Linked DNA regions of Homo sapiens: region 1 is linked to region 2. Evidence: read pairs that join two places in POLR2A ChIA-PET (ENCODE). Cell type or tissue: endothelial cell of umbilical vein. All regions are shown on one strand. Each heading gives the region's core, and the rest is flanking DNA. Links, peaks and the distances in the headings are about the cores only. Region 1 holds the start of LOC105378394 (a long non-coding RNA gene). Region 2 overlaps LOC105378396 (a long non-coding RNA gene).

Region 1 (15,847 bases), core at 4,663-12,662, 66 kb before region 2:
ACATTTGTTAACAAGCAGAAGCCCATTCTTACCTCTGACAGATTTATTTGTAGAAGATGCTGTGTCACCCCAATGTCCTGGCTGCTGGTCAATTCAAGTTTTCATCCCATAACTAGTAGAGCCCAAGGCAATCAGTAAAGAGGACTCTTAGAAAATCATTGACTTTGGGCACAGGAGGAAAGCAAGGAGAGGCCTAAAGGAAAATTGAGCCTGAAAAGTCAAACGGATTTTAGCTGAGCAAGTTTTAAATTTGGAGAGAGATATCAATTTATAGGCAATCTTTGTGGTGTCCTCAAAAAATATGCCACAGAAATTGGCCAAGTTTGGGTTAAAAAAAAAAAGAAAAAAATCCCTGTGATAGTCAGGCTCCGGGGTGATAGTGATTAACAGAATACATTATGGTATTCAACAAATTGGACCCCAGATCATATCATCTCATCTCCTCTGAGTATGAATAACTTTTCACATAAAAGGCAACCAGAGGAAACCATAAACAGGGATTCATCTAAGGTCTCTTCATCTCAGAGAATAGCAAGATGTCCTACCAGGAGTCCCAATTTGGATGGGAGGAACCCTGAAGTAAAACATTTAAGGATATTATTCTCAGCTGCCTGTTTAATCATAGGTGAGAAAGAACAGGCCTTCTTGCCTTGTCATATAGTCTTACAGTGGGATAGCCTCATTCATCAAAGTTATAGATTTCAGATATGAAGACATCAAAGACAATTTGCAGGCCTCTTGGCAGAAGCCATTCATATATTCCATCTAGTCTGCCAACAGGTAACAGATGTGTCCAGTGTCTAGTCCTGGCACATACTCTTGTTCTTGCATGGGATCTGGCAGATGTCATGTACTTCTTCAAAGTGATGAAGTGGAAACACTGTTGACTTGAGATCAAACAGACATGGATTTAATTCTAGCTCTGACATAAACTATATGACTTTGCTCAAGTATATTAACCTCTTGGAACTTCATCATTTGCACAATGTGAAAAATACTTCATAAGGCTGCTTTGAATGTCAATAAGTTAATGTAAGTAATGCAAGTCAGCAGTGAATATGCATACAAAAAATCTAACTTATATTGTGTGGTCAATAATGTCAGTGCTCTTCCATCTAAAAGGCCAAAAAGCATGCCCCTTCCATCATTTCTTTCACTGATTGATAGAATGAAATATATCCAATATTTAACTAATAACAAAACAGCTGTCTCTATTTCAAACATTCATACTTTCATTTGAACATGGGAGGTTCTGAATTTTCATCTTTCTGAATCCCTTATTAACTATAAAATCAGTTGAGTGGAGTTTCACCTTAAACTCTGATTGGATAAACATCTAGACCTCAATCATGTTATATGTGGCCAGTGTGCTTGTTGTTGTTATAAGTTAGAGTTGTTAATTTATGAAAACACTGCATATGTTTTGGGACTAAATCAGAAATCATTTTTCAGTATCCAGAGCAGTCAAGTAATAGCATAAAGAGATGGTTTACAGAAATAAAAGAAAGAAAATTGTTTCAATTAGCTACCTCCTGTATGCTTTTCTAAATAAATACCAAGATTCACCCTATCATATAGTTTCACATTATGATAGTCTCATTCTTCATTTATAGATATTATATATGAAGATACCAAAAAGAATATGCAGGATCCTCAGTAGAAGCTGTTGGTGTGTTGTTACTCATAGGTACACTATGGTAGAAGAACACCCACGTCCAGCTGAAGGGCCATTGGGCTAACATCCTGGCACACCCTGGCCCAGGTGCAACCCAGAATCTTTGCATCCCTTCCACCCAGCTTGTCTAATTCCTGTCCCTATCCTTAACTCAATAGGAGCCCAGGATATAGCTGCTCCCTTTTGATAACCATGAACCATTGACATTTCTTTCTTCTTAACTTCCCATTGTTGTAATATTTTCAGAGATAAGTAAGGGTGATCTTGACCACAAAAATCAGGCTAGATTTAAGATTCATTGATTCCTCTTCATCTTGAAATTTTTGGGGTCTCAATGAGTAAATCAATTAGCAAATCAATTAGCTGATCTAGATTAATTTACTTTTCTGAGCCTCAGTTTCCCCAAATGTAAAGACAGTGAAAAGACTAAACTCTTTGGTGTTGAACCAGTTCTGAGGTCTTTTATGATTCATCACAGCTTCCAGCTGTGGGCAGCTGGGGGCAGGCATAGAAGAGCCATTCTATGATGTTTTCCTCTTGGCATAAGCTACTCAGTCACATATTAAGAAATCTCTGCTACCAAATTTTCCAAACCCAGATAGGCTTCCCTTTGGTACCTTAGTACCTCTCTTTCAGTCTCCACTCTGAAATTCTGGGTTTTGATCATACTTCTATTTTCACATAGATTGTCGCACATTCTTTTTGCCCAAGCTCTTTACTCCGGGTTGTTACAAGCTGTTCTGAAAGCTCTGAGTACACTTTTCAGAAACAGCTGTTCTGAGTCAAGGTTGTTTCTGTTCCACAGCAGTGATTTAGCTCAGACTAACTTTTCTCCCCACAATTATGAGCTCATTGCAGTCATCCTGTGGGACCTGTATCTGGCAGGGGAAAGTCTGTTGGAAGAGCAAGAAGAGGATATGGAACAAGCCTGCAGCCCTGGATGACAGGTCTCCCCAGAGATCCCTCCCCCAGCTGGAGCCAGCCAAGCCTAGCCTTTCTGCTGACAGTCATTCCTGCTTCCTGCTTCACCCATGTGGCTCCTGACATGCTGTTTGAAAAGATCTGTAAGGTAGCTGTGTGGCCTCATTTCTGTAAGGATCTCCAGGGAAGCCAGCTTTCTTGGTAACTGCATAATTTATGTCATTCACCTGCTTAAAGGCTCTCAGAGGCTCCCTATCACTGAAAGAATAATATGTAAACCTTTTAAATGACTCCCAAGGCCAGCTTTCTCAACTGTAAAATGCGGTTCAAAACACCTAATTTGTGGGGTGGTTCTGAAAAGTAAATAATTAAATATGCCTAGGTTTCTGTGTAGTAAATAGGGTACAAAACAATTATCAGTTTTCTTCCCCTTCCTGATCTGGTCCTTATCTATGTTATAGGATTATCTCTTATTACTCTCATTCTTCATTTCAGTTATCCAGTCTACTTTCATTCTTCAAGTATTCTTTAATATTTTTATTCAGATTGTATGTGCCTGTTCATATACAATCTTTCTTGAAACTTATGCTTCCCTTTTCTTTTCAGAAAAAACAGCTCATACCACAGCACTCATTTTCACTCTCTTTCAAAGTATAGGTAGTCCCTCTCTTCTTTTCCTCCAGTGTTCCACTGCCCTGGTACAGTTCTGTGACCGTGTTTGGTATTTTGTCATTAATGTAATGATAATAATAGCTATCATTCCTAACATGCTTATTATATACCCAAGACTGCATTTTCCCTTTACAAACATTAGCTTTACTTTTCAAAGCCAGCCTACAATTGTTGATATTTAGCCTCCAATTTAGATGAGAAAAATGACACTGAAAGGGGATGATGTTGCCCAAATATACAGCCTAGTTTGACATGTGCCATGTTGACTAGACAGTACTTCTTAAATAACTATATAAGAGACCTGGCCCTCAGCAAATAACTGCTAAGAGATGAATGACTCAGAAAAGTCTCCCCTTTGATTCTTGATTCTTTTCTCACCAGCATCATGAGCTTCTCTTTTCCTTAAAGGACACATCTGTTCAACCCAGTCGTGTTTCAGTATGTACCATCAAAGAATTGCAGAGGAATGCAATAGATCATTCAAATAAAACTTTTGTTTGTATTACAGACATTGAAACAGACTTGGAGTCATTCAAACCTTTCCTGAGGTCAAAAGTGAAGCAGTGAGGGAACTGGAATTCCAATGACATTCACTTTATTCTCAAGCTGGTGTTCTTTGCACAGCTCTGTTTAGCAGGTTGGGGAAATGACTGGCTGGTTTTCAAATCTATAAAAGCTGGAGCACAACTAGAGAGGCTTCAAAACCCAACACAAGCATCACTTCCTCCAGGAAGCTGTCTGTTTAGAGCTGATCTAAGTCAATATGGCCATTTATATTTAGATCTTTGGTAAATATTGGTATCTTCTCCAAACTTAGAAGAAGGTAGAAACTATATGTCAGCTCTTTCCACAAGCTCAATTGAGTGGTATACAATGAAAGAAAGTATACCACTTGCTTTCAGACCAAATACTGACACCCAAAGTGATGTTTATTATCTAAGCAGGCATATAACAACTTTACAACCAATTCTTGTAGACTTGTTGAAGTCTTGACTTTCTGTCAAACACAGAGAATGTGTTTGAAAGACTGACCCAAGGCAAATACAACAAATATTTTGATAGCAAGATCAACCATTATTCTTGTAAGGTTCAGTGGCAGAATCTTTTTTAAGTGGAATAAAACAAGACCAAATGAAATTCTAGTTCTATAGCACTAGTGTGAGGGACTCAAGTGCCTGGTTCATCAAATTCTTATTTACCCATTAAACAAAAGTGATGTAAGGACACAATTATTCTAGTCAAATAGCCACGCACATATCTTAAACACTGTTTCACTCATAAAAACATTATTTCTAATCTATATTATGTAGTTAGCAATCCCCTTTGAGCATGTTCTGATACCAGCATTTGAAATGCATGCCCTAGAGTGTAAACCTCTCTGTGTAGAGGTAACTCAATATACATAGAACCTAGATTCTTCATTAGAATTATTTGGGTGTTCTTCCAAAGAACCCCTGATCTTCATAGGGTACAAATTAAATAGATTTATATACACATGCATTACCTTGTCTGTAGACAAATAAATCACAGATGATATACCACCACCTCCTTTGTGGTCCTGCTGCAAGGTTCATACTTGTTAGAACCTTCAGTGCATGGAGTAATTGTTCAGGTCAGGCATTTGCCTCTGCCACCAAACACTAGTTATTTCCATTCTACTAAGCACCCGTTTTGCATGGTGACTGGCATAAAGTTCACATGCAATAAGTGTATGTGATCTTTTAATAAATGACTGGATCAGTTAATAAATTAGAATAAGCAGATGTTGGAATTATCACTCCCACCTATTGCCTCCACTGTGGTTATTCTGACTAAAGACAAAGCAAAAATGGTGGGGAAGGAACTTTTCTCTGTTATAGCATAGCTTGTGACACAGAACTAGATGGGAAAAACTAGAGTCCCATATAAAGTTAGGTTCTACCTGCATCTGACTTTCTCTTCCATCAGGCAAGCCAATATACCCCTTAGAGGGCTGGTCCTTTAAGGCAGGCTGACCTCACTAGAGAAGGCAGAATCTTTGTGGTCAGCTGTGACTTGCAGCTGAGGTATATGCTAGGGAAGAAAGAGGGCCTAGGTTAGTAGACAACCTCCCCACTCAAAAACCAACTTTGCGCATTCTCGCTGTGTTTGCTTTACTTCAAAGGCTGTTTTTATTGTCACCCAGGCATAGAAACTAGCCTTCAGGGTTTACTGCATGTCCTGACATGAAGCTTCTCACTGTCTAATTTGCATTCTAAATAGGTGCACAATTGATTCACAAAACCTCTGTGCTGCTTAACAGGACAAATGAATCATTTACTTTCCAAATTGCAGGGAGCTTTGAGGTCAGTCAGCCTGGGAAGCCACAGAGCCTCTCCCTCAGAGACACAGAGGAATACAAACAAGCAGGCTCCAGCTTTGGGAACCATCTCCATTTGAGTGGCCAGTGCCATCATCCTCTTACAACACTCAGGGGATGCAGGGTATTAGCATGCTCAAGCCAGCATATGGTACACATCTTATTAACGTAATCGCAGGACTCCAGCAAGCTGTTTTCCAGATGATTTGGACCCCTGTGAATATTCATCTCTATTCTCTGCCTCTGCTCATCTCTGGAAGGAATAATGCATACACATTCCTTTTGCCCAGTGGACTCCAAAGAAATCTTTCCAGTGTTTATAATACCTGTAAAACCCCTCTGTAAATAACACTCAGGCCACACTGAGCAGATTGAAGCCAAGAAGCTCAGTTCTGCCTGACAGCTTTTCCCCAATTGGTTATTTTTAATGTTAGAAAAGAAGAACGGCTCCTGAACAGAAGATTCACACTAACCTTAACTTAGACATTTTTTATGGCTCTTTAGTGAAAGGCTATTTTTACATTTTTGAAAGATTAAGTGAATTCAGCTTCTTCATCTAAAAAACTGTTTCTTTTTATGCTGGCCAGTGACAAGTTTAAATTTAAAAACAAAGAATAAGAATAATGATAAAAGTGGGCCTTAATTAGAAGATGTACGTTGTTTTCTGTTCAGCCAAGACCTCCCTCCCTCACCCCAGTCTCTGTCTCTCCCCTCAATCCTTCCAACCATGAATGCCAAGCATTGCAAAAGATTCTTTAGCTAACAGTGACCTGGGAAACATCTGGTCTGGAAATTAAGAAATATATTGGGGATATATCTTTAAGATGAAATGAGAGGCTTCATTCAGACTGCAGAAGAATTATTTGTGACTCATTCATAAAAGTGAGAAAGAAGATCAACAAGGATGTTTTAGTACCCACCAGTAGGGAGAAATGGAAATGCAGAAGAAGCTAATATTTATTAAGTACTTACTTATGGAAATAAACAAAGACCAACCAAATGAGAACAAGCATAGCTATTTTATTCAGAGCTTGCAAAAGCAAGGGAGTCAGCCATCTTGCATTTGGCACAGACTCAAAGGGAAAGCAGCAGGGTGGGAAAGCTTTATAATGGAACAAAGGGAAGGCTTCCTATGTGCCCTGATTGGAAGTTGTTGGCGTGGGGAGGCTGAAGGAGGGCTGACTAGATGTGGGGCATCCTATGTGATTGGTTTGGAAAACATATTTGGCTTGCTCTGGTTGGTCCTGAGTTGGCAGCAGAGACAAAAATTAGAGAAGCTGGCAATCATTGAGCAAGCCTGTATTCTGGACTGATTGCTGCAGAGGCTACAATCTGGCTTCCTAGACAGGTTGCTGAAGAGATTGTGGGTCAGGGTTGGTTCTATAGTCATATATTTTGTCCTTTTATCATGTTGTCTCGATTGCTATATACATTTTATATTTGTATATTCATTCCCTTTTTGGATGAATTTTTTTCTTTATTGCATTATATTTGAATGTAGTTATTCATCAAATCATAATTAAGACTGATATGCAGACCTAATTCATTACCATAGCACTTACTGGAACTCAACATGTGACTTGTTAATATTCGTTCTAATTTAAGGGCAAACAGAATTATTCCATTTCAGATATTGAAAGGTATTTTAAATACTTGAACAAACTGAGATTGCTCTATTTTGCCTTAAATTTATTTTCCTTCAGCTAAATATCCATAGAAGTTTAATCTAATATGGTTCACAGATTATAATATCAATTTGACTTTTTTCTGTTTGTATGGAATTTCAATGAGAATTTGTGATACATATTTTATTATTGCCTCTAGAAAATTTTATTTTACAGCAGAGGAGAAAAACATGTTTTGCTTTTTTATCCCCAGGCAAATAGTTTAATATATATACATACATATATAATATATATTAGTTTAATATATATATTATATATTAGTTATAGCTATATATTTCAATAGCTTTGGGAGTACAAGTGATTTTTGGTTACATGGATAAGTTCTTTAGTGGTGATTTCTGATATTTTGGTGCACCCATCACCTGAGCAGTGTACACTGTAAACTGTACCCAATATGCAGTCTTTTATCCCTCACTTTCCTCCAACTCTCCTCCCCCAAGGAGAGTTCCCAACATCTATTATATCATTCTTATGCCTTTGCATCCTCATAGCTTAGCTCCCACTTATAAATGAGAACATAGAATTTTTGGTTTTCCATTCCTCAGTTACTTCACTTAGAATAATGGCCTCCAGCACCATCCGATTTGCTGCAAAAGACATTATTTTGTTCCTTTTTGTGGCTGAGTAGTATTTCATGGTGTATGTATACCACATTTTCTTTATCCACTCATTGGTTGATGGGCACTTTGGTTGGCTCCATATTTTTGCAATTGCAAATGTGCTGCTATAAACTTATACCAAAAGCCAGGTACTGTAATTTCATTTAATTACCACAGAAATCCTATGGTGGGGGAAAAGACATTGTTTTACTGTCTCAAAAGGTTAAAACCTGAAACAAGTGGCTCAATATATTGAGCTAGTGTTGCAGTCTTGCAAATGCACCTTTATGTAGCAGTTTCTCTTGTGAGGTATCACCCTGAGTCCTTCATCTCACCTCCAAGATGACTGAGGAGCACTGACACACGGGTGAGGTTGGAGCAAAACTTTTATAAGCGAAAGGAGAAAGCTCTCTGCAGAAGAGTCTGAGTGGATTGCCGGGTCACAGCTGAATGCAAAAAGCTTTTATAAAAAACTGCTCTCCTCCCTGTAATTGTTTGAGGAGTAACTTTTCTTATCAGTAACGCTGTCTGTGCAACTCCCTTTATCCAGCTGTGGGATGTTTCTAAGTAAGCACAAAGTGCTGCTTCTCTTGTTCATGTAACTGTGGGTTTGTTTTAGGTAAGCCTCCTTCCTCCCTGTGCAAGTTCCCACGGAGCCCACTGTGTATATGCCTGAAAAGGGGAGGAAACGTTTTCCTGGAGCTAATTATACAAAGAACAAAAATGCTTCTATGCCTCACTGGCTCCTTATCAGCCCCTGAGCTTATCTGTGCAGCTGCAGCAGCTGTGATTTTTCAGGCAGGCATTTCCCCCGGGGCCCAGCCTTAACTATTTACCTAACTGGTTTTTCCCTACCTTCTCCCTCACTAGTGAGTGGCAGGACTAGGTTTTGCATATTAGGAAAGGCTGATTGAGAAGCTCACACTCTTTCCCACAAGTCCAGTAAGCCTCATTGGCTCAGGTGGAGATGATGTTTACTCCTGGAGGTCCGTGTTGGGAGCATCTGCAGAGATCACAGAGATTTAGGGTATGGCCAACTTTTATGTTTCTGTAATGTTCAGTCTAGCCTCGGCTTCAACATGGCTTTTGCTTCCATGAGCTGGAGACGAGGCTCCAAAGTTTACATGGAGATATCTGGTTGAAAATTACAATGAATAGCTAGCCAAGTATGGAATGCCTATTCTTGAGGTCATTTTCACAAATAACATGCCATTAAGATCTTTTTTAAATAATTGTACTTTTATAAACTGGATTATGCTTTAAATTGCATTAGTAGAAAGAAATATCTTAAAAATAATATCCCTTAAGAAAATTCACAGGAGACTAAAAGATACAACCAATTATTTGCCCAGGGGACTAAAAAATACACCCAAAATATATGCAAAAAATTATGCATATGAGCATGTTTGCATTTTTTGCCTGAATAAAATGTTGACATCTTCATAAGATTCTGAGAATATTTATTTTCTTCCAAAAGAAAAATTCTGAGCATCTGTAATTTAAATAAAACAATAACAAAAGCACTCCTCCATCTATGGTGATGTGCAGTCAAAATTGAAAACAGCTGCTCTAAAAGAGAAAATCATCTTTAAAATAGCCATTTAAAATACGGCTAACTGTGTCATGTCTCTGCCATCTTTGTTAGTATAGAACGTTGCAAGTAGAGTCATCTCCAAGATACCCAGGAGGTATCAGCCATACACTGTTGCAGACACCGCTGACAAGGAACGAGCTTCTTTCTGCTTTGGTCCTAGATACGTGGAAGAGTTTTCAGCTTCCTAGTTTGCATTAAATTTCCAGAATACATCATGGTAAGAAGGGAACTTGGAATTCTAGCTAAGATACCTAATAGCTGGGGAGCTTGGACAAGTCACTTCCTCTTTTGAATCTTTGTTTTTATATCCTTACAGAGATCTGCTGAATAACAGCTTTTTTTTTTTTTTTTTTTGAGACAGAGTCTCGCTCTGTTGCCCAGGATGGAGTGCAGTGGCTCGATCTCGGCTCACTGCAAGCTCCTCCTCCTGGGTTCGTGCCATTCTCCTGCCTCAGCTTCCCAAGTAGCTGGGACTACAGGCGCCCACCACCACGCCTGGCTAATTTTTGTATTTTTAATAGAGACGGGGTTTCACTGTGTTAGCCAGGATGATCTCGATCTCCTGACCTCGTGTTCGGCCCACCTCGGCCTCCCAAAGTGCTGGGATTACAGGCGTGAGCCACCGCGCCCAGCCTGAATAAAGGCTTTTTGACAATGGTCCAGGCAGCCCTAGGTTTTAGATATGTTTTTCTACAGTTATAGAAGGGCACTCTTATCCTGGCATTGATGAGAACAGTATCACATGTGTTGGCCTTATGTATTTAAGTTTTAGGTAAGATTGTATTTGAAAAGTGAGCTCTAGTGCAAATAAAAACTTTGAAAACTATTAAATGAAATGAGCCTTAAGGAGTCTTTTAACTTTTTAAGAAATATTACGTTTTACAGCACCTCTTCTTTAGTTTCACCCATGGAAGCACCAGATGAAGAACCTTCCCAGAGAACAATGTGTGTGACATGTCCATCCATTCTGCCTTCTCCTAAGAGTTTGGACAGCTAATCCGTTCACCGTCTAAAGGAGGGAAGGTAGAGGGTTAGATTCTGCTGCTGGATCTTTTTTATTAAACAATTGTCATATAACTGTGGTTCTCATGGATAAAACCACTCTCTCAAAATTAGGAAAAATCAAAATCTGTCTTTCATGAATTTACTTTCTCTTTCCACATATAATACTCTCAGTTGTCAGAACCACCAGGCCTCTAGATATGAAGATTTTCAGTGAGATTAAATAATGTAATGGAAGGGGTTAGGGAATCTGTCGGCCCCCCAACCCCACCCCACCCAACCTTGTCACTTTTGACGCTATGTGTTCACAGCTGCCTTGAGGGCCTACACTACGGATACCGCATGTCCTTAAGGTTACTTTTATGCTTTTATCTTTTTGACCTTTTGATACAAGACAGGAATTTATCTTTAATATTTTTAAAGAATATTAAAAATCATTCTTTTAGTACTTCTCACCTTTCTTTCCTTCTTCTCTTCTCTTTTTAAACAGCTTTGTTGAGATATAATTCAAATGCCATACAATTCACCCATTTAAAATATATAATTGGGAGGTTAAAGTATACAATTGAGAGGTTTTTAGTATATCTGCAGATATGTGCAACAATCACCACATATCTGCAACCACCACCACTCAATTTTAGAACATTTTTATCACCTCAAAAAGAAACTTTGTACCCTTTAAATACAACCCCCCATCCCTCACTCCAACTTCCAGCCCTATGCAACCAAGTTAACTTTAATCCATCCCTATAGATTGCCTATTTTCAACATTATGTGAATAGAATCATATGATATGTGGCCTTTTGTGACTTTCTCCTTTCACATCATATAGTGCTTTTTACAGTTGATTCATGTTGTAGCATGCATCAGTATTAGATTTCATTAGCCAAATAATCCCATTATATAAATATATGATATTTTGTTTATCCATTTATCAGTTAATAAACATTTGGGCTGTTTCCATCTTTCAGCAATTATGAACAATGTTACTTTCAACATTTGGGTACATGTTTGTGTGTCAATGTATGTTTTCATTTATCTCAGGCATATACCTAGGAGTAAAATTGATATATTATATAACACCATGTTTGATAAATTGACTTTTTAATAGCTAGACTGTTTTCCAAAGTGGTTGCACCATTTTACATTCTGACCAGCAGCGTAAGAAGGTTCTGATTTCTCCACATCCTCACCAAAACTTTTTGTAATCTGACTTGTTCATTCCAGCTGTCCTAATGATTGTGAAGGAGTGTCTCGTTGTGATTTTGATTTGCTGTTCCTGAATGATGACTAATTAAAATGGGCATCTGTTTATGTGCTTATTTACCATTTCTTATTTCTTTTTGGAGAAACAGCTTTCTATTCAGATGCTTTGACCATTTTTAGCTGGGTTACTTGCTTTTTCATTACTGATTTGTAAGAGCTCATTATATATTTTGGATACAAGTCCATTATTAGATATCTGATTTGAAAAAAAATTCTCCAATTCTGTAGGTTTTATTTTTCAGTTTCTTGACAATATGCTTTGAAGGACTAAGTTTTTAATATTGATGAAGTTCAATTTATCTATTTTTGATGCTCATGTTTTTGGTGTCATATCTAAGAATCATTTACCAAATTCAATGTCATGTGTATTTAGCCCTGTTTTCTACTAATAGCTCTAGAGTTTTAGCTCCCACATTTAGTTCTTGATTGATTTTAGTTTTTGTATAGTATGCAAAGTAAGGGTCCATCTTCATTCTTTTTATTTTGCATGTGACTATCCCGTTGTCCCATTACTATGTTGAAAAGGCTAGTCTTTTCCAAATAATAGTCTTGCTGCCCTTGTTGAAAATCAATTGACCGTTCATATACGGATTTATTTTTGGACTCTCAATTCTATTCCACGTATCTATATGTCTATCTTTACACCAGTTAAAGATAGACATTTAATTTAATTATTTAAATTAAAATAGTACATCAGAATTTTTTCTTTCCTTTTCTTTTCTTTTTTTTTTTTTGAGGCTGAGTTTTGCTCTTGTTGCCCAGGCTGGAGTGCAATGGTGCAATCTCGGCTCACCACAACCTCTGCCCACTGGGTTCAAGCAATTTTCTTGCCTCAGCCTCCCAAGTAGTTGGGATTACAGGCATGTGCCACCACATCTGGCTAATTTTGTATTTTTAGTAGAGATGGGGTTTCTCCACGTTGGTCAGGCTGGTCTCAAACTCCCAACCTCAGGTGATTTGCCCACCTCGGCCTCCGAAAGTGCCAGAAAATATTTTCTTAATGCAAATACTTTCTTCGTGCATACTTTCTTGATTGTCATTGCTTAGTAGAAAGTTTTGAAATCAGAAAGCCTGAGTCCTCCCACATCATTCTTTTTTAGGATTGTTTTAGCTATTCCAGGTCCCTTGTCAAGTCCATTTGAATTTAAAATCACCTTTTAAATTTTTGCAAAGAAGTTAACTGGGATTCTGATAGTGATTATGTCAAAAGTTGTAGAATGTTTGGAAAAGTATTGCCATCTTAACAAGGTTAATTCTTCTAACCCATGTATTTTATTTAAATTTTTATTGACTTTTAAATAATGTTTTTGTATTATTTGATTATAAGTTTTGAACATCTTTTGTTAAATTTAATCTTAAATATTTTATTCATTTTGATACTATTGTGAATTAAATTGTTTTTCTAATTTCATTTTCAGATTGTGTCTTTCAGATGTATAGAAATACAATAGATAAATAATTCTGGCCATTAACCTTTTATGCTTCAACCTTGCTGAACACTTTTTTTTTCTTTTCTTTTTTTTTTTTTTTTTTTGAGACAGGGTTTCACTCTTATTGCCCAGGCTGGAGTGCAACGGCACAATCTCAGCTCACCACAACCTCCGCCTGCTGGGTTCAAGCAATTCTTCTGCCTCAGCCTGACAAGTAGCTGAGATTACAGGCATGCGCCACCACACCTAATTTTGTATTTTTAGTAGAGACAAGTTTTCTCCATGTTGGTCAGGCTGGTGTCGAACTCCTGACCTCAGGTAATCCGCCTGCCTGGGCCTTTCAAAGTGCTGGGATTATAAGCCACATTTTTAATTCTTAGTTTTTCAGTAGATTCTTGAAATTCTTAATATAGAAGATTATGTATTTTTGGTTTCTCTATTCCTCCTTTACTGGTTTATTTGCATTAAGAAAATATTTTCTGGCACTTTCAGAGGCCGAGGCAGGTGGATTACCTGAGGTTGGGAGTTTGAGACCAGCCTGACCAACATGGAGAAACCCCGTCTCTACTAAAAATACAAAATTAGCCAGACGTGGTGGTGTATGCCTGTAATCCCAGCTACTTGGGAGGCTGAGGCAAGAGAATAGCGTGAACCCAGGAGGCGGAAGTTGTGGTGAGCTGAGATTGCACAATTGTACTCCAGCCTGGGCAACAAAAGCAAAACTCAGTCTCAAAAAAAAAAAAAAAAAAGAAAGAAAGAAAAGAAAAAAACTCTGATGTACTATTTTAATTTAATTAATGATATTTGATATTTCCCCTCCAGTTTTTTAGTTCTTTTTTTAGTGGTTGCTCTAGGTTTTACCACATACATCTTATCAGAATCACCCTCATATTTGTAATAGCCCAATTCAAGTGTAATCTAATACTACTGTCTATTCCCTTTTCTACCTATGGTATTACTTTTATGTATATTACAGCTATTAATGTTGCAAACTCAACAATACATTGTTATAATTATTATTTTAGCATCTGCAGTCATTTCTTAGCTTATTGAAGTTTTGCTTTCACTTGTCCTCTTTGTGGTATTACTGGCAAATACCTTAACATAGATTACATTTTTATATGTTGGAAGCTAAACAATATTTATATACATGTTATTTTATACAATCGATTTTTAAATCAGTTAAGTGAAGAAAAGCATACATTTTTACTGTCTTTTATATTACATAATAACTTTTATCATTTTGTGTGTGTTTGTATTATAATTACCATCTGGGCTCCTTTGCTTTCAGTCTGAAGAACTTCCTCTAGTTTTTCTTGTAAGGTCTGCTAGAAATAAATTATTTCAGCTTTTGTTTATCTGGAAAAGAATTTTGCATTTCGCTTTCATTTCTGAAAGAGAGCTTTGCTGAATAGAGGATTATTCATGCACAGAATATTTCTTTGAACATTTTGAATATGTTATCCCACTGCTTTCTATTGTTTCTGCAGAGATGTCAGCTGTTAATCTTATTGAGGTTCCCGTGTAAGTGATGCATTTTCTCTTGCTACTTTCAAGATATTCTCCCTAGCTTTGACTTTCAGCATTTTTAGTACAATATGTCTATTTGTGGGTCTCTTTACATTTGTTCTACTTGGATTTTGTTGAGCTTCCTGGATGTGTAAGTTATTGTTGTATAATAAATTTGGGAATTTTTCAGCCATTATTTCTTTGAATATTTTTCTTCTCTTTTCTCTCTCTTCTTTCCTGGTACTCTCATTATGCATTTGTTGGTGCACTTAATTTTCTCTGACATTTCTCTGAGGTTTTTATTTCATTTTTCTTCACCATTTTTGTTCAATTGGCTTGGCTTACATAGTCTCTACGGACCTATCTTTAAATCAGTTAATTCTTTCTTTGGCCAGGCCAAATCTATTGTTGAGCCTCTCTAGTATTTTTTTTATTTCAGCAATTATACTTTTAAAGACAAGAATTTTCATTTTTAAAAATAATTTTCCTTTACTAATATTGTATTTGTTCATTCTTGCATTCTTATAAAGGACTACCTGAGACTGGGTAATTTATAAAGAAAAGAGGTTTAATGGGCTCATGGTTCCACAGGCTGTACAGGAAGCATGACTAGGGACACCTCAGGAAACTTACAATCATGGCAGAAGATGAAGAGGAAGCAGTCATGTCCTGCATGACTGGAGCAGGAGAAAGGGGTGAGGAGGTGACACACACTTTTAAACAACCAGATCTCATGAGACCTCACTCAATATCATGAGAAAAGCAAGGGGGACATCCGCTTACATGATCCAGTCATCTCTCACCTGGCCCCAGCTCCAACATCAGGGATTATAATTTGACATAAGCTTTGGGTGGGGACACAAATAAAAAGCACATCAGATATTTTCTCTTTGGTGTGATATTGTTATCCTAGCTTTCCTTATTTTTTATTAGGCTTTTTTTTAGTTCTCTGAATATATTATAATGGCTACTTAGAAATCTTTCTTTAAGTCCAATATCTTACTCTTTCACAGGCAGTTTCTGTTACTTACATTTTTCATATGTGTAAGTCATAATGTCTTGTTCCTTTGTATGCCTCATAATTTTTTAATTTACTTATTTATTTATTTATTTAACAAAACCATGGTTTAGGGCTTATGGAGGCTACAAGATTTAC
Region 2 (15,847 bases), core at 5,120-13,119:
AACAGAAATTTACTTCTCACAGTTCTGGAGGCTGGGAAGTCCAAGATCAAGTGCCAGCAGATTCAGTGTCTGTTGCAGATCTCTTTCTGGTTCTAGGTGGTGTCTTCTAGCTTTGTCCTCACATGTAGTAAAGGCATGGCAGCTCTCTGAATCTCTTTTATTAGGGCATAAATTCCATTAATGAGAACTCCACGCTTATGAACTAATCAAATCCCAAAGGCTCCCACTTCTTATGACCATCACCTTGGTGATTAATTTTCAACATTTGGGTTTTGGAGAGACATAAACATTCAGACAGACCATAGCAGTTTACATTGAAATTCACTTGATATTTTCCACTTATTTATTCATTCAAATATTTTTGACTATCCTTTCTGTATCAGGCATTGCCCCAGAAGCTGTGAGAACAGTGATGAAAAGGAGTTATGGCACACACCCTCATGGAGCTGCTTTTCTTATTCAGCAGCTATGTTAAAATATGGCAGGTGGTGGGAGAGGCTTCCATGGGAAAAATTGCAAGGCACCTAGGATAGTCCAGGAGGGTTAAATGGCTGTTTTGGAGGAAAAGTTAAGCTCTTGTGGATCAGTAGGAATTATCCAGATGAAGGGAAGGAGAACAAATTTAGGAACTATAGCAAAGAGTAATATGATTATAGCTCAGAAATTTGTAGAGAAAAGGTGGCACATGAAGCCAGGGAGGGCAGCAGGAAACAGACCATGAAGTACTTCAATGACATCCATTCAAGACAACAGAAACCACTCTAAATAATCCAAAAGTGACAGAAAGTAATACAGGGAATTTATTTCACTGGAGATGAAGGGCTCTGAACCAAATAGCAGACAGAGGGGACCCTAGAGCTTAGCAATAGCAGGCAGATTCTCTGCCTTGTAGGTTGCAGAAGCAAATGGAAAAGGTGATATTACAGGAGTCCCAGAGCTCAGATCAGGTGATAAAATTAGAAACCACAGCAAAAGCCCTCTTTAGCAAGAGCTGGAACCACACAGCTGCTACCAGAAATGACTCAACAGGCAGGAAGAGAAAGAGATAAGTACCCTTCCACTACTCTTTAGTCTTAAAGGTATCTCCCATTGGTAAACCCTAGCTGGAAGCCCAGTGTTGAAAGCCTGGGAAATGCAGTCCTTGAAACGGAGGGTGGGAAGAACAGTGATCTGAGAACAAACACAGAGGATTTAGTCTTTACCCTGGTTCAAAGAGAAATCTTTAAATATTTATTCCTTTTGCATACTACAAGTACTCCTAACAGAAAATTAGGGGTAAGAATCAATGTTTAAGGACACATATAGGTGGCAGAGTTTGATAATTGAGACAATTCTATGCATTATCTGGTTTTCATTAACTTTGAAGATGATCTTCACTCAGCTTTATCAATGGAACTCTATGGCAAGATCTGTAATAACCTGTGATTCCCTGAAAGGGAAAATTGAGATTAATGGAGCAGGGTATGGGCCTCTAATGCAGAACTCAGGGCAGGCAATCATGGAAAGAAGGCAGTGGTGAATATCAGGACTTGGAGTACTTGGTGAGGAATGAGGATTAGAGAAGGAATCTGAAAGAAGAGGCAGGAATAATAAAAAATAAAGCTTACTCACCTGGACCCTGGCTGATTCTTGCTTCCTCAATCACGGAGCTTTCTCTGAACATCATCATCAACCCTTCATTATCTCTTTGGTCTATGAAGCTCTCAGGTTTCAGTGCTGAACAAAGGGCTCTTATGAGATGATGCACACTCTAAATCATATAATATTTATGAATAATGCAGTCACTAGCCATATGCCTGAGAAACACATTTTTAATTTTGTTTCAAATTAATTTAAATTTAAATAACTATATGTGATCAATGGCTACTGCATTGGCTAATGCAGCTGGAGCACCAACTGGCAATGGCGTGGTAATGGTTTGGACAGTCTTAGAGAGGCCTTTCCATCCCCACTCTTCCTCATCCTAGCTACTTAGGCAAGTTACAGAACGTTGCTGAATCTGAGTTTCCTCATCTTTTAAAACTGGTATGACAATAGATTCTTCTCAAGAACTGGAAGGATAAGGTAGAAAAGTAAGTCAATTACCCAGCACAGTGCAGAGCTGGAGGAAATTTCCAATGAAAATGTATGTGTCCTCCTTTCCAGAACACACTCTCCCCCTTTTTGCACATTGCTTTGAGTTTTGTAAATGGCCATTATAAAATAACAAGATGGATTTTTATATCAAAACTATCAGAACTGCTGTGTGTAAATGACCTACTCTTTCATGGCAGTTACTTTGCTTAAATAGCACTGTCATTGCTTAAATAACTTTGGACAAGTTCTTTCTCAAAGTTATTGCACTGGTGTTTGGTCGCATTTTCATCGTTGACTCATTTTTGTTTTTTACTTCCCTTTTTTAAAAATTATAAATTTTGATTTAAAACACAAGAGAATATGTGAAGAAAATAAACATTTTCTACAAACCCGTCAGCAAGGATTAAGAAGTATTAATGCTGTTTATAGTAATTACAGGCTTTTTTGATGTTCTTTTAAAAATAAAAACATACAATTTGATAGTTTAAATTTTTTACACTTTCACATAAGCATTTTTTATTAAATATTTATTAAAATGTGCTATTTAATGGTTGCAAAATATTCTGTTATATGAATGTGTCAAATTGTATGTGCTTACTCGTACTATAGCTACTATTTGTTTTGGAAGTAAAAAGAAAATTTTTCTAATTTATCAGTCTTGACTTTAAATGCTTTTTCTTTCTCCAAAATATAACCCACTCTAAAAAAGAAGGATAAAAAGAAGGAACAATTATCAAATATCTACTACAAAACAAGCTTATCATATACCTTATCTTATTGAGTCCTAGAAATTCTGAGATATGTAATATTATGCCCCCAATTTTTAGCATTTCAAGTGCAAAATTTTGAAAAGTCTGAATAGGTTGTTCTAAGCCATGTGTCTAGAAATCTTCATAGACAGACTTTTTTAACCCAGGAGTATCGGATTCCCAGTCCATATTTTACACCGTAGCAGGCAACAACTGAATGGTTTCAACAGAAATAGAGTGACAATTCCAAACTGTGTGTGTCATATTTCATCACTTGTACAACTCAGAATATTTATATAAGCCACTTTGGCAAAAGAGAGACAAAGGGCTCAAAGTAATTTGGCTCTTGCTAATTACAAAACATAATCCAAAATCTTTTTTTTTTTAACCACAACCACTTCAGAAGATTGTTCCTGTCAAATATGTCTCAGCACATCAGTCAATCATGCTGCAATATTTCCCCCTTCTTGGCAACCAGGACCTTCCTGGAATTGCCCATAGTGACAGTTTGAGCAATTTTAATTAACAAGCACAATTAGGCTGGAGAAAATTAGTTCCCTAAATGCCAGTTAGTCCTGTTTTCTCTTTCATGCTTCCCAAACAAAGATTGCAGCTGATACTACTGCCCAGCAGTGTCTTATGGAGCCTGAGGGCCAGCAATGTCCAGCCAGGGATTCAGGCTCAGCCTGGCTGTGAACCAGATGGGGATCAGGAAAGAACTTGGGCAAAAGGCCCTTTAAAACCCATCCAAGATACAATTGCCACCAGAGCCTTCTCCAGTTTCTGGGATTTCATTTCAGGGAGGAGAAAAGGTGTCAAGTTACTCTGTTCTTTTAGCAAAGGAAAGGAACTAGTTTTTCCAGGTTTCCAGCTGCAGAAGCCCATGAGCACACTCCTGAAATTGATGGCTCTGTAAAATCATAATATTTGGAGGTGGATGGAAAGAGTGTGGGAGGGCAAGTGAAGTTTTAAAAAGCTGATTTATAATTTTGGATAAAGAAAGATGAATTTATTTATTAAAATGCAGTAGCAGATTAAGACATCATTCAAGAAGTGAATACATTACTAAGTGTTTTGAATGAAAACTCTGGGAGTGTCTGGCATATTTTGATTCTTTCTGTTCCATGTAATGTCAACTAAAAAGGGGCTGACTTATGTAAAGAACGGAAAAAAGAGTTTTAAGATGCAACTCACGTAAAGGTCCAAACCTTGCACCTCGTCCTAGTAAAACCTCTGATAACATATTGCAGCATTATTTTTACTTTACTACTACACAACTTAATGGAACTATAAAATCAGTCTGCTTGGGTTGGAATTCTGGTTTTACATCTACTGGCTGTGTGACTTTGAGCCAGTTACTTATTCTCTTTGTGCCTTAGCTTCTTCACCTATAAAGTGGAGTTAACAATGGTACCTTACAACCTAGAGTAGTTGTAAGTATTAAATGAGATAAGATACTATTTGTAAATTGCTTCAGTGTCCTAAATAAGAATTTATTACACAACAAATATTTTTTGAGTACGATCATTTTCTTGTCCTTCTTTTTCACCTGACCATTGAAAACTGAGCAACTCCAGGCAGGATGGGCATAAAAACATTTTGTCTTCCATGATTCTTACTCTGCCCCAATTTTCCTCTGAGAAAAGTGCGTCCATCCAGTTGACCATCTCCAATTTCCTGCCCCTACACACTTCCATGCTTTATACTGCCAATCTTCTCTCCTTTCACCCTGTAGTTTCAGGAAATTAGCTGTCTCTCCTTTTGTTCAAGGTGAACCCCTTCATCTTTCCTTAGTTCACATCCTCCTTGGAAATCTTACTACATTCCAATCTTCTCTCTTAGCAACTTCTCTGCTTGTGCCTTCTTCAGTGTATAAACATGTTTAAGTCATAATAGAACAAGACTCTCCTAATCACTTGTTTCTTCTTTTAAAAAAAATCATTTTCTTGTTGTACTTTGTTCTTTTTCTGCAATGTTTTGCCCAGGCTTTGTTTGCCCATCCTCTGATCCTCTGTTAGGATATTAAAAAATATTAATATACCTTTTTTGACAAGTTTTAGGTTTATAGAAAAATTGAGCTGAAAGTACAGTTTCCACATACCCCTTGCCCTCATAGATTTCTCTGGCATGAACACCTTTCATTAGTGTGGTACATGTTAGAATTAATAAGCCAATATTGGTACATTATCATTCACCAAAATCCATTATTTATGTTACGGTTCACTCCTTGGGTCGTATGTTTTATAGGTTTTGCAAATGCATAATGACGTATATCCACCATTACAGAATCATACAGAATTTTTCACTGCCCTAAAAATTTCTTATGCTGCATAGTTTTGCCTTTTCCAGGATGTCATGTTTGGAGTAATACAGCATGCGGCCTGTAGAGGTTGGCTTTTTTCACTTAATAATATGCATTTAAGGTTCTTCTCTGTCTTTCTATGGCTTGATAGATCATTGCTTTTTAGCGCTGAATGATAGTCCATTCTCTGGATGTATCATTATTTATTTATCCATTCACCTACTAAAGAACATGTTTTCTTCCAAGTTTTGATAATTATGAATAAAGCTCTTCTAAATATTCATGCACAGGTTTTTGTGTAAATATGTTTTCAACTCATTTGTGTAAATACCAAGGAGTATGATTGTGGTTCAGATGGTAAGAGCATGTTTAGTTCTGTAAGAAACTCTTAATTGTCTTCCAAAGTGGCTGTATCATGATGCATTCCCACCAGCAATGAATCAGGGTTCCTGTTGTTCGACATCCTTGCCAGCAGTTGGTGGTGATAGTGTTTTGGATTTTATCCATTCTAATAGGTGTGCCGTAGTATTTTTGTTTTAATTGTTTCAATTTGCAATTCTTTAATGACATACCATGTTGATCATCTTTTCATATGCTTACTTGCTATCTATCTAGCTATCATTTTTTTTGGAGGGGCTGAGATATCTGTTCAGATCTTTTGCTCATTTTAAAACTGGGTTGTTTATTTTTGAATTTTAAGAGTTCTTAGTATATTTTGGATATGAGTCATTTATCAGATAAGTGTTTTATAAATATTTTTTCCCAGTTGGTGGTTTGTCTTTTCATTCTCTTAACTATCCTTTGCAGGATAGAAGTTTTAATTTTAATGAAGTCCAACTTATTTTTTTTTCATAGATCCTGCTTTGGGGCATTCTGTATAAAAAGTCATCCCCAAACCCAGGGTCACCTAAATTTTCTCCTATGTTATCTTCTAAGAGTTTTATAATTTTGCATTTTACACATTTAGGTCTGTGGTCCATTGGAGTTAATTTTTGTGAAGGGTGTAAGATCTGTGTCTAGATTCATTATTTTTGCATGCAAAGTCCCATGGTTCTGGCACCATTTGTTCAAAGTACCACCTGTCCCCCAAAAAACCTATGAAAATAAGTTTTTTATAACAAAAGAAGCTACAGTAATGAAGACAGTGAAGTATAGCAAAAGAACAGACAAAACAAGGGAACAGAATAGAGAGCACAGAAATAGACTCCCACAAATACAGTCAAATGATATTTGACAAAGGAACAAAGATAGTATTTTGAACACTTGTTTATTTTGGTCTGCAGCTCCTTAATTTCCATCATTTCCATCATAATCACTTTTCAGGCTGATGATTTTTCTGTATTTTTTTCCAGCTAGGACTTTGGACTCCCAGCTGTCCCCCAAATGAAAAGTCTTCTCCCTCTCAGCCTACCTAGTTATGGAGCAATTTTAAACATAAATAAGTAAATGAATGTAAGCCAATTAACTATGGTGAATCACCCAAATACTTGAAAAAATATTAGTCCTTGGCAACGCAAAGGGTATATTTCATGGAATAGGGTTAGAGTTTCTAGCCTGAACCCAAATCATACACTTTTGTGAAAACCAGAATGTAAAATCCAGAGGGGGTCAAAAGGCTCAGAGATTAAAAACTCTCAAATAGCTTAGGTAAGTAGGGTGAGGCAGTGGTGGGAATGAAAGAATGAAGAAGGGATGAACTGGTTACTTCTTTATTTCCAAAAAAACTCCTTCTCAGTCTTTGCTCCTATTGGCCAGTATGGCTATCAGAAGGGAGAAAAGAATGGTTAGTTCTATGAGCCTTATTTTAGAGAAGACTGAATGTTTGTTAGGGTAGCCAAATGCCTGGGAATCGGAGCCTTTAGTCCTCCTCCAAAAACATTTTAACGAGGGAAAAATATGCTTTTCTTGTTAATTCCAATTTTCCTGAAAATTCTGTTACCCAAACTATGCCATTTACTAAACCTTTTTGTGGATTGAAATTTTATCCTTATTTATAAAACCTACTCATGTCTGGTGATATTTTTTAATGAAAGAAAAAGCCAGCATATCACTGTAGAGAATTATTTTTCACAGTTTGAAGAACCTTTTGTTAGAGAACCATTGATTTTATAGGTTGCTAAGGATTTTTTCTTGAGTCATGCATAATTCAGATGGAGAAGAGATGGGCATAAGTGTCAGATGGATTGACCAATGTTACTACTCAAGGAGGATTATCAACCAGTCGAAGCACCCTAGAGCCCTGTGCTCCTACAACAGAAGACCAAGGGAATGACAGAACAGAAGGCTATTTCCCTAATGTAATAAAAAACAGTTCTTTAAATTTGTGTAAGAATAAATATAATGTTTCATGGATAAAATAATGATTCTCAGAGCTCATCTTAGCCCTTACAGAAGTCAAAGATGAGATGGACATTTTGCAACACTCACAATTCTAGGGTGAGTTAGAAGTTAAAGAAATGAATTTTATATGATTTTGAAGTTTTTTTAATACTTTCCTAAGCTTTATTGTGTCTTATTTACTCAGGACAATTTATTCATCTTATCTGCTCTGCTGAATCACCCTTGTAGCAAGCCTCAACCTTGTGTTCACTTTCATGTGACTCTACCTTCTTAGAGACTAAGTTCACTTGAGCATATATTATAAATTCAGGTAAGCTTTATGCTGAACTTGGACCGCAGAATACTCTCGTTCAAATGATAGCTATTATTTCGCCAATCATATTCCTCATACAGAATTTTAACTGAGAAGTAAAAGAGCAAATTAGAATTGGCTGTAAAGTTGATATGTCTGGGAGACAGAAAGCAAGCAGGAGCAGGAAAAGGAAATCACAACAGGTGCTCAGAGAAAAGCAAAGATGAGTCAGTGAGGACCCTGAATGGGAGACAGAAATAAGGCAACTTCCCAACTGCTGTGTCTTATAAAGCTGTTCCTGTCTTTGGAATTCAGTAAAATGTCACTAGCATCCTTCTAATAACCACTAAGGCAGTTATTTCATGAGTTATCTGGAATAAGCTCCTGTTCTTTTGAACCAAAAGGGCCTTGTGCAGCCATCCTCATGACTGCCTGTCAAGATAAGCAGAAGTAGTGTTATCACAGGAAAAGAGAGAAGGAGTGTCAGCAATATGCTTGTCTAGTGTTTCATAGATTCAATTCATCAGAACCACCTGGGGAACTTTTTTAAAAGTAAAGATTCACAGACTCATTCTGGTTCAATATGGGCTCAGGAAACCAATGTTTTCTAAAGATCCCCAAATATTTCTCATGATAGTTAGTTTGGGGAACCTAAACTAAGGGCTCTTAATCTTGGAATTACAGATATCTTTGAAAATGGCATAATACTATGATCCTCTTATTATATGACATTCACATGTGCTTTTGTATAACTTTAGGACCTCCTAACCCAGACCTAGCCCAGTGACCCTTCTGGGAGTAGACAGAAAATGACCTATCCAATGGCCAGCCAATGGGAAGCAGCCAAGCCAAGCCTATTATCTGAGCTATTAGAGACATTTTGCAAATAACAAATAAGGAAAAGACACAAGATAAATTTCTTGGTGTCCAAAAAGAAACCACACTAGGTGTTTCAACAGAGTGTAACGAATAAATACAAAATTGGTTGCACAGGTGTTGAGGAACTAAAAGAGATAATAATTCCAGGAAGCCATTTATGACCCAGGGAAGGAGGACGAAGAGTAGGGGCTAGGATTCTCAGAACTTCTTCCCCAAACTGGTGTTGGTACTCCAGGAGCACGATGGAGGAGCCCTGCAGACCCAGGCCTCTGATCACTGTGGAGAGAATTTTAATCATTTGCTGCTGGTACAATTAAAGAGAAAAATAAAGCTGATTCTGGAAGTACTGAAAGTAGCTGGAGACTGGAACCAACTGCTGCTACTGGGACAATGCTAACGGGCATGGAAATCAGACAAGAAGCAAACAAAAAAATCCTTGTTATTCCTCTGCCTTCCAATTGTCCTCCAGTGCTCCTTATTGGTGGAATAGAAACAAGAAGTGTGGTGATTTGTAAATATACCAGAAATTACTTCAAAACGTGAAAGCTAATTCTCCTCTGTTTCACTGTAGACTGAGCTTAGTGACTCACTTCTAACAAATAAAATAAACTGAAAATGACGCTGTGCAACTTTGAATACTTTTCACAGAAAAGAAAGGCTGACTCAGAGGGCAGAACCAAAAGTCATGGAGAAGTATTCTTGGGCAAGATCAGGCTAAGAAAAACTTTTATTATTAGCCCAGCTGAATTTCAGATTTTCTACGAGCCAATGACTCTTTTGAACCTTGCATTCTTCCCCTTCTTGAACAAGAATGTGTACAGCAGCTCTTCTATGCCTGCGTCACTGTTGCATGTTGAACACATGAGGTAGAAAATTTGCCTCTCAGAGGTCTTAAGGCTTGGAGAAAGTGCACTCAAGAATCTCTATTTTAAAAACTACCTCTCAAGCAAAAAAGAGCCTCAAGCATACCTGGATCTGGTTTAGATAGTAAGATTTTGATATTAGAATGTTGGGGACCTGAGAAGGGGGTGTGTGTATTTTGTACATGAGGGGAATGTAAATAGCCAGAGTGTACACTATGGTAGTTTTATTTTTGAACCTCAAATTTTTAAATATACATTTCTTCATGAAGTGGAGTCTAAGATTACTCCCCTTGTGGTGGGCTGGACTTAGTGACTCATGTCTTACAAATAGAATAAACTATAGGGAACAATATGCAACCCTAAAGACTAGGTCATAAAAGGTACTATAGATTTTTCCTTGCTCTCCCTCTTGAAACAAACATTCTGGAGGAAGTTACCTCCCATGTCAGAAGACAATGCAAGCAGCCTATAGAGAGGGTCATATCAAACAGCCCGTGAAAAATTGCCAACAACCATGTAAGTGGGCTTGAAAGAGATCCTCTTTCAGTCAAGCATTCAGATAAGAATGCGGCTTGGCTGAAATGTTGATTAAAACTTTAAAAGACCTTGAGACAGAAACACCTTGCTAAGCTGCACCCACATCCATGACCCACAGAAACTGTCAGATAATAAATCTGTTTTAAGCCATCAATTTGGGAGTAATTTATTACACAGCAATAGATAACTAACACAGATGGCAAAAGAGAAACAGTTTCCAGAGTCTTAGATTCAACATCACAAAAGCAAATATATATGAGAAGATTTGGAACTGAGAGACAAATTAATCACTGTTATGGTCCAACATTTTCCTACTCAGCATCCATTTATACCTCTGTAGATACGTGTAAATTTCCACACTAAAACACTAACACTGTTATGCTTAACAAGTTGCAAATATCATTCAACCAAATAAAAGACAGTCTCACCTTCTCTGCCAAAATAAGCAATTCAAATTCCCAAAAATCATGGTATCATCTCTAAGTGAAAACAATCCCAGAATCTTTTTCTGGGCAACTTCATGTTGAATGGGAATTTTCTTCTTTTCAGTACTAAACTAACTAGCAGAAGGCAAAGTTGTGGTAACAGAAAGCATCTGCAAGAGTGTTCATAAGTATAATGAAGGGAACAGCTAGTTCTGCATCTCCCTTAATCTCTAGATCACAAATCAAGTGTCCAAGTTCAACCAAGTACAATAACTCATCATTTACTCTGACCTGAATGTCCTCCAAAATATATGTGTTAACTTAATTGCCAGTGTGATAGTATTAAGAGGAGGGGCCTTTTGGAGATATTTAGACCATGAGGGCTCCATGTTCATAGATGAGATTAGTGACCTTAGAAAAGGGCTGGAGAAAACTAGCTAGGCCCCTTTGTTGCCCTTCCACCTTTTCTGCCATATGAAGACACAACTTTCATCCTCTCATAGCAAGAAGGCACCATATTAGAAGAAGAGAAAGAAGCACTCACCGATGAACCTGCCAATGCATTGATCTTGGGCTTCCCAGCCTACAGAATTGTGAGAAAATAAATTTCTGATCTTTACAAATTGCCCAGTTTCATATATTTTGTTATGGCAGCACAAATGAAGTAGGATATCATTAGTATGCCAATTATTTTAAATAATAAAACCAAGGCAAAGAGAATAATGTTACAATGTAAATATAATTAATAATACTGAATTGTACACTTAAAAATGGTTAAAATGTTAAATTTTATGTCATGTATATTTTGTCACAATTAAAAATAAAAATAAATAACAGGAAAAAAGAATAAGTTACTTGACCATTGTTACATGGCTACTAAGTATCAGGGCTGGGATTTGAATTGAGGATTTAAGAACAATTGGTCTTATTACTTAGGACTTAGTGAAGTCTTCTTTGGGTTGAATGTTATTAGAGACTTTCAAGCTTAGGTACCTTGATGTCCACATCTCTTCCCAGATTTGGAGAGTTTTCAGCCATTATTTATTTAAATAAGCTTTCTGCCTCTTTCTCTCCCTCTCTTGCTTCTAGAAATCTCATAATGTGAAAGTTAGCTCTTATGCTGGTGTCCAATAAATCTTGTAGGCATTTCTTCACGTACTTTTTTTTCTTTGCATATTTTCAAATGTCCTGTCTTTGAGTTCACAGATTCTTTCTTTTGCTTAATCAAGTCTGCTGTTGATTCTCTCTCGGTTGTATTTTTGCATTTCACTCATTGTATTATTTAGCTCCAGTAATTCTTTTTTTTCTGTCTCTTTACTGAACATTTTATTTTCTTCATGTATGTTTTATTTGATCCTGTTGAGTTGTCTGTGTTCTCTTATAGCTCACTGATTTTTGAAACAATTATTTTAAATTTCTTGTCAGGCTGTTCACAGATCTTCATTTATTTAGGGCTAGTTCTTGAAATATTATTGTATTTCTTTTGTCGTGTCATGTTTCTTTAATCATTTCAGTTTCTTGAAGTCTTGTGTTGCTGTCTTTATATTTGAAGAAGCAGTAACTTCCTCTAGTTTATACTGACTGGCTTCAGGAGAGAAACGTCTTCACCAAATATCTCAGCTAGGAATTCTGAGGCTCTCAGAACTTTTCTATGGGTATACCCACTCCACATCTCTTGTTCCTTCTTGGGGTGTGGGGTTTCTTAAGATCGTATGCCTTTCCTCCATCCTGCAAAGCCAGGTCAGGTGCTGAGAGCCTCCCATGTGTTTTCCCTAGGACAGTGCCCTGAAATGCATAAGTTTGTGTGCCTTGTCCCAGTCTCACAGAGTCGAACCAGCTGTCTTTACAAGAGCTGTCTTGCGCTCATCATCTGCAAGGGCATGCTTGGACAGCTGGCCTGAGGAGAGTGGTGAGGTGCATAGAGCATTCGAGTTGCCTATGGGCCGGTTGTGTGGGAGTCCACAGGTGAGATATTTTAAGCCACTCATGGATGAGCTGCCTGATTGAGTCTACTGAGCAGTTAGTAGAGTCCATGGCCTCTCTTCTGTTCCCAGCTTCTTCCAACCACTTAGCTATGTCCATCACTTCAGTATCCTGGGTGGAGCAAGAAAGAAGTGGGCCTATTGGCAGCATCTTGCATGGATGGGAAAACCAGACACTTATTCACCACATTTTTATTCTCCCCTGAGGGAGAAATCATGGGCCAAGGGGAGTCTATCTTGGCACAGAGCTGTGCCACATTAGGAGAAGGGAAACATGGGTCAAGTGAAAATGTCCTTTATACCCCCTTCAATGGATCTCTCTTAGATTTTTTACTTCAGTGGTATACTGGAACTTCTCCATTGACTCATAGATTCCTGCCAAGGTACTCTTGTTCCTGGGTGTTTGTCAAAATTGATGCTTTTGCAGGAGGATAAGGTAGAAAGCTCCTATTCTACCACCTTGCTGACTTTACTCTCCTTAGGAATTAAAAATTTATTACCAATACTCATTATCAAGACAAAACTTATTTACCAATGCCTTTTACATTTTACTGTGGTGAAGAATTAACAAGGTACGAATTAACAGTATGCATAACTAATGTAACCTTTCTCATTATATACTTGACAAAAAAAGAACATTGTATCTGTTTTTCATTTTCAAAGCCAAAGTATTTAAGATTATAAATAACTAATATTTTCTCCTTATTTTTTTCCAGTCTGTGTATTTTCTGTGGAGCAGCTAGAGCTTTTTAAATTTTTTGATGAAAAAACTTTTAGTCAGATGAAGTCAATAACTAGGGGCCCAGAAAACAAGATGGCTTCTGAGAGTAAAGCTAGGATGTAAAACACCAAAGGTGAATTTAATAATCAACATTTTTTTTCAGGGATCGGTCACCTCTATGGTCAAAGTGATAAAGAAGATTTGGGATCCAACCAAGGAAATATAGCAAAGTCCTGCATCATTAACAAAATTAATATATATAAGGGAAGAATAAAACTAGAAGTCCAGATAAAGGGATGTCCAGAGAACAAAGATTTGTCACTATCTTCAGGAATGTCCAAGGAAGAAAACACTCCATCAACTGACATAGATATTTTACAGTCCTTTCTTTAAAACGTTAATGAAATAAGCAAGGAGTCTTATTTCATACTATAATTATCTAGGAATAATACTAAAATTAACAAAAATAACTATTATTATATAGTATATAGTATTAATCACTATCATTATTCTTGTTATCCATAGTATTACTAATAGCTAATTATCAAAGAATGTGTATGCTACCATTATTTTCTGACAGTGGTTGTAAGGAAAATTCACCTTTCTTGCTTTCTTTAGGTGTTCCCCAAGCAGAAAATGAATGAATTGGTTTCACATGTAGTTTTCTAGCAGGCAAACATGCTAATATGGGCATAAACTTTTCATATCATTCTATTTTTCAGTGAAGTCAGTAACCAATTTATACAGAAGTCCCACGTGAGTTTGGTGAGTGTGCCTCAAGTAATTAACAATGCTGATCTCTGTGTGCTGACAAAAAAATGAATTTTGGAGCCAAAAATGTAAGGCCCTGACCATAAACCACAGTTGTCTCATTTTGGCACCTCTCTGATAAGGACCTCAGCCAGTGCCTTTCTACTACTGCTACCTGGAATCTTGCTTGATTCAGCATCACAGATATGTTTTAAGTGTTTCTTTTTTCATTCATAGAACCAAAGAAAAACAGTATCCTTCCTTCCTTCCTTTCTTTCTTTCTTTCTTTCTTTCTTTCTTTCTTTCTTTCTTTCTTTCTTTCTTTCTTTCTTTCTTTCCTTCTTTATTTCAACAGCATTCGTGTGTGTTTCTTTGGTGCTATATGCTGCTGCAGCAGTATACCATGCAAGAACAAAGAATGGAAAAGTGTAATGGCTTATACCAGAAGAAATCTCCTGTAAAATCTACAGGCTGGAACTTGGAATTTACTTTGAACTACCCTTCCATCTGGCAGAATAAGCAGAGCCTGTTTAACATTATGTACATAAATTTTCTCATACTGTCTTTAAATGAAAGCCTGTATGAGCTTTGCTACTCTATAGTAGCAGGACCTATTCCTGAAGATAGCTTCATGGTATAGGTCACACTTGCATCTCTTTCCCACTATTACCATATTTCAAGACACTGGAGTTTTCTGCTAGAAGGGTAGTGAGGAAGATGGTCTTATTTTAAGTCAAAAGTCCTGACTTATGTACAAAAAAATCATGTGTTATATGTGAATCAAGTGCTATTGTTGGAATTAAAAATTCTCCCTTGGCATGGCCATATTATACTTTTAAATTGTAGAAAAGGATAACCGAGTTATACAGGAATTGGCTTTTAGAAAAATGTCAAGTACAGTTCTGCTTTGGCTGGGCTAAATAATCACAATTATTTAGCCACAATTATTTATATCTCCAAGCCAGGAGACAGGGAAGTGAGTGCATCCCTCAGGTGGGGGGAGTTGGGAGAAAATGCCTCTCTGAAGGCTGACCTGCGTCCTGTGTCTGAGCTCATGGCAAATTGTCAGTCAGTAGTTAAAGTATAACCCTGGACACAAAATGAAAACACGGAGCTTAGATTCTCTTCAGTGCTTATCTTTTATCTGATGCATTTTCCTGAAATGGAAGCAGGTTTTCATAACAACATTTTACGGCTTTTTTGCATAATCTCTCTCTCTCTCTCCACCCCCCCACACACACCCTCATCTTTTCTCTCTTGTCCCTCTTTATATGTTTTTCCTTTCACTGGAGTCTGCACAATGAATGATGACATGGATGTTCTGCAAAATTCCAAGCAATCTTTGATTTCTCTCCACAGTGGCTTAGTAGCTTCTTTCATAATTCTTAAGCTCCCAAACTCATTTCCTCCTCCTCACTTTCAAAGAAGAGCAAATTAACTGTTTTATTGATATAACTGGAGTTGGGGAGAAACAGCCAGTGACTATCTAGATAAGAGATAAACATTACCAGTCTTTCAGGCTCAGTTTTCACTCTAAATCCCATTCAATTCTTTGTGTCTTTTGACAACTGATTTCACCGGAATGTAGAAATGAATCTGCATGTGCCACACTGTGCTACTGAAAGTTAAGCCACCCCTTTTCTCCCCTCTTATTTGTGCAACAGAGAATTGAGGAAGGAAATGTTCAAAAGCCTATTTTTTCTGTACCCTCCCTATTCAAAAGTGCATAACATTTGCTAATGCAATTTATAGTCACTTGGCCCTGTTCAAATGCTGGCTCTAGTACCTTCTACTGGTGACAAAATCTCTCTGGCTTCCAGTGTCCTCATCTTTAAAACAGGAATTGTAATAATCCGCTTCATAAGATAGTTCATTCAGTCTATGCTTATTGAGCACTGACTCTAGTCAGGCATTCCTTTAGGCCTCTTACC

Evidence for each region. Peaks named below come from ENCODE experiments on the same cell type or tissue, not always from the same donor. Only the 100,000 strongest peaks of a DNase experiment are listed, where the experiment ranks them.
Region 1: POLR2A ChIA-PET joins it to region 2 with 10 read pairs; 2 of 35 experiments call an interaction of 5 or more read pairs at or near these places.

What each region holds. Positions count from the first base shown.
Region 1 is chr10:83,537,537-83,553,383 of GRCh38, forward strand. LOC105378394 (a long non-coding RNA gene) reads right to left here and starts at 10,549. Exons shown (of 3, transcript XR_946141.2): 1 at 10,373-10,549. It overlaps LOC105378393 (a long non-coding RNA gene), which reads left to right and starts at 8,779. Exons shown (of 3, transcript XR_946140.1): 1 at 8,779-8,917; 2 at 9,541-9,701; 3 at 10,370-10,443. In endothelial cell of umbilical vein, for the core only: no CTCF peak of the experiment used is centred there; a DNase peak (open chromatin) is centred at 8,625; H3K27ac peaks cover 920 bases.
Region 2 is chr10:83,602,923-83,618,769 of GRCh38, forward strand. All of the region lies in intron 2 of LOC105378396 (a long non-coding RNA gene), which reads left to right. Among named protein-coding and RNA genes, the nearest start is that of LINC02650, 66 kb to the right of the region's middle. In endothelial cell of umbilical vein, for the core only: no CTCF peak of the experiment used is centred there; DNase peaks (open chromatin) are centred at 5,669 and 9,269; H3K27ac peaks cover 372 bases.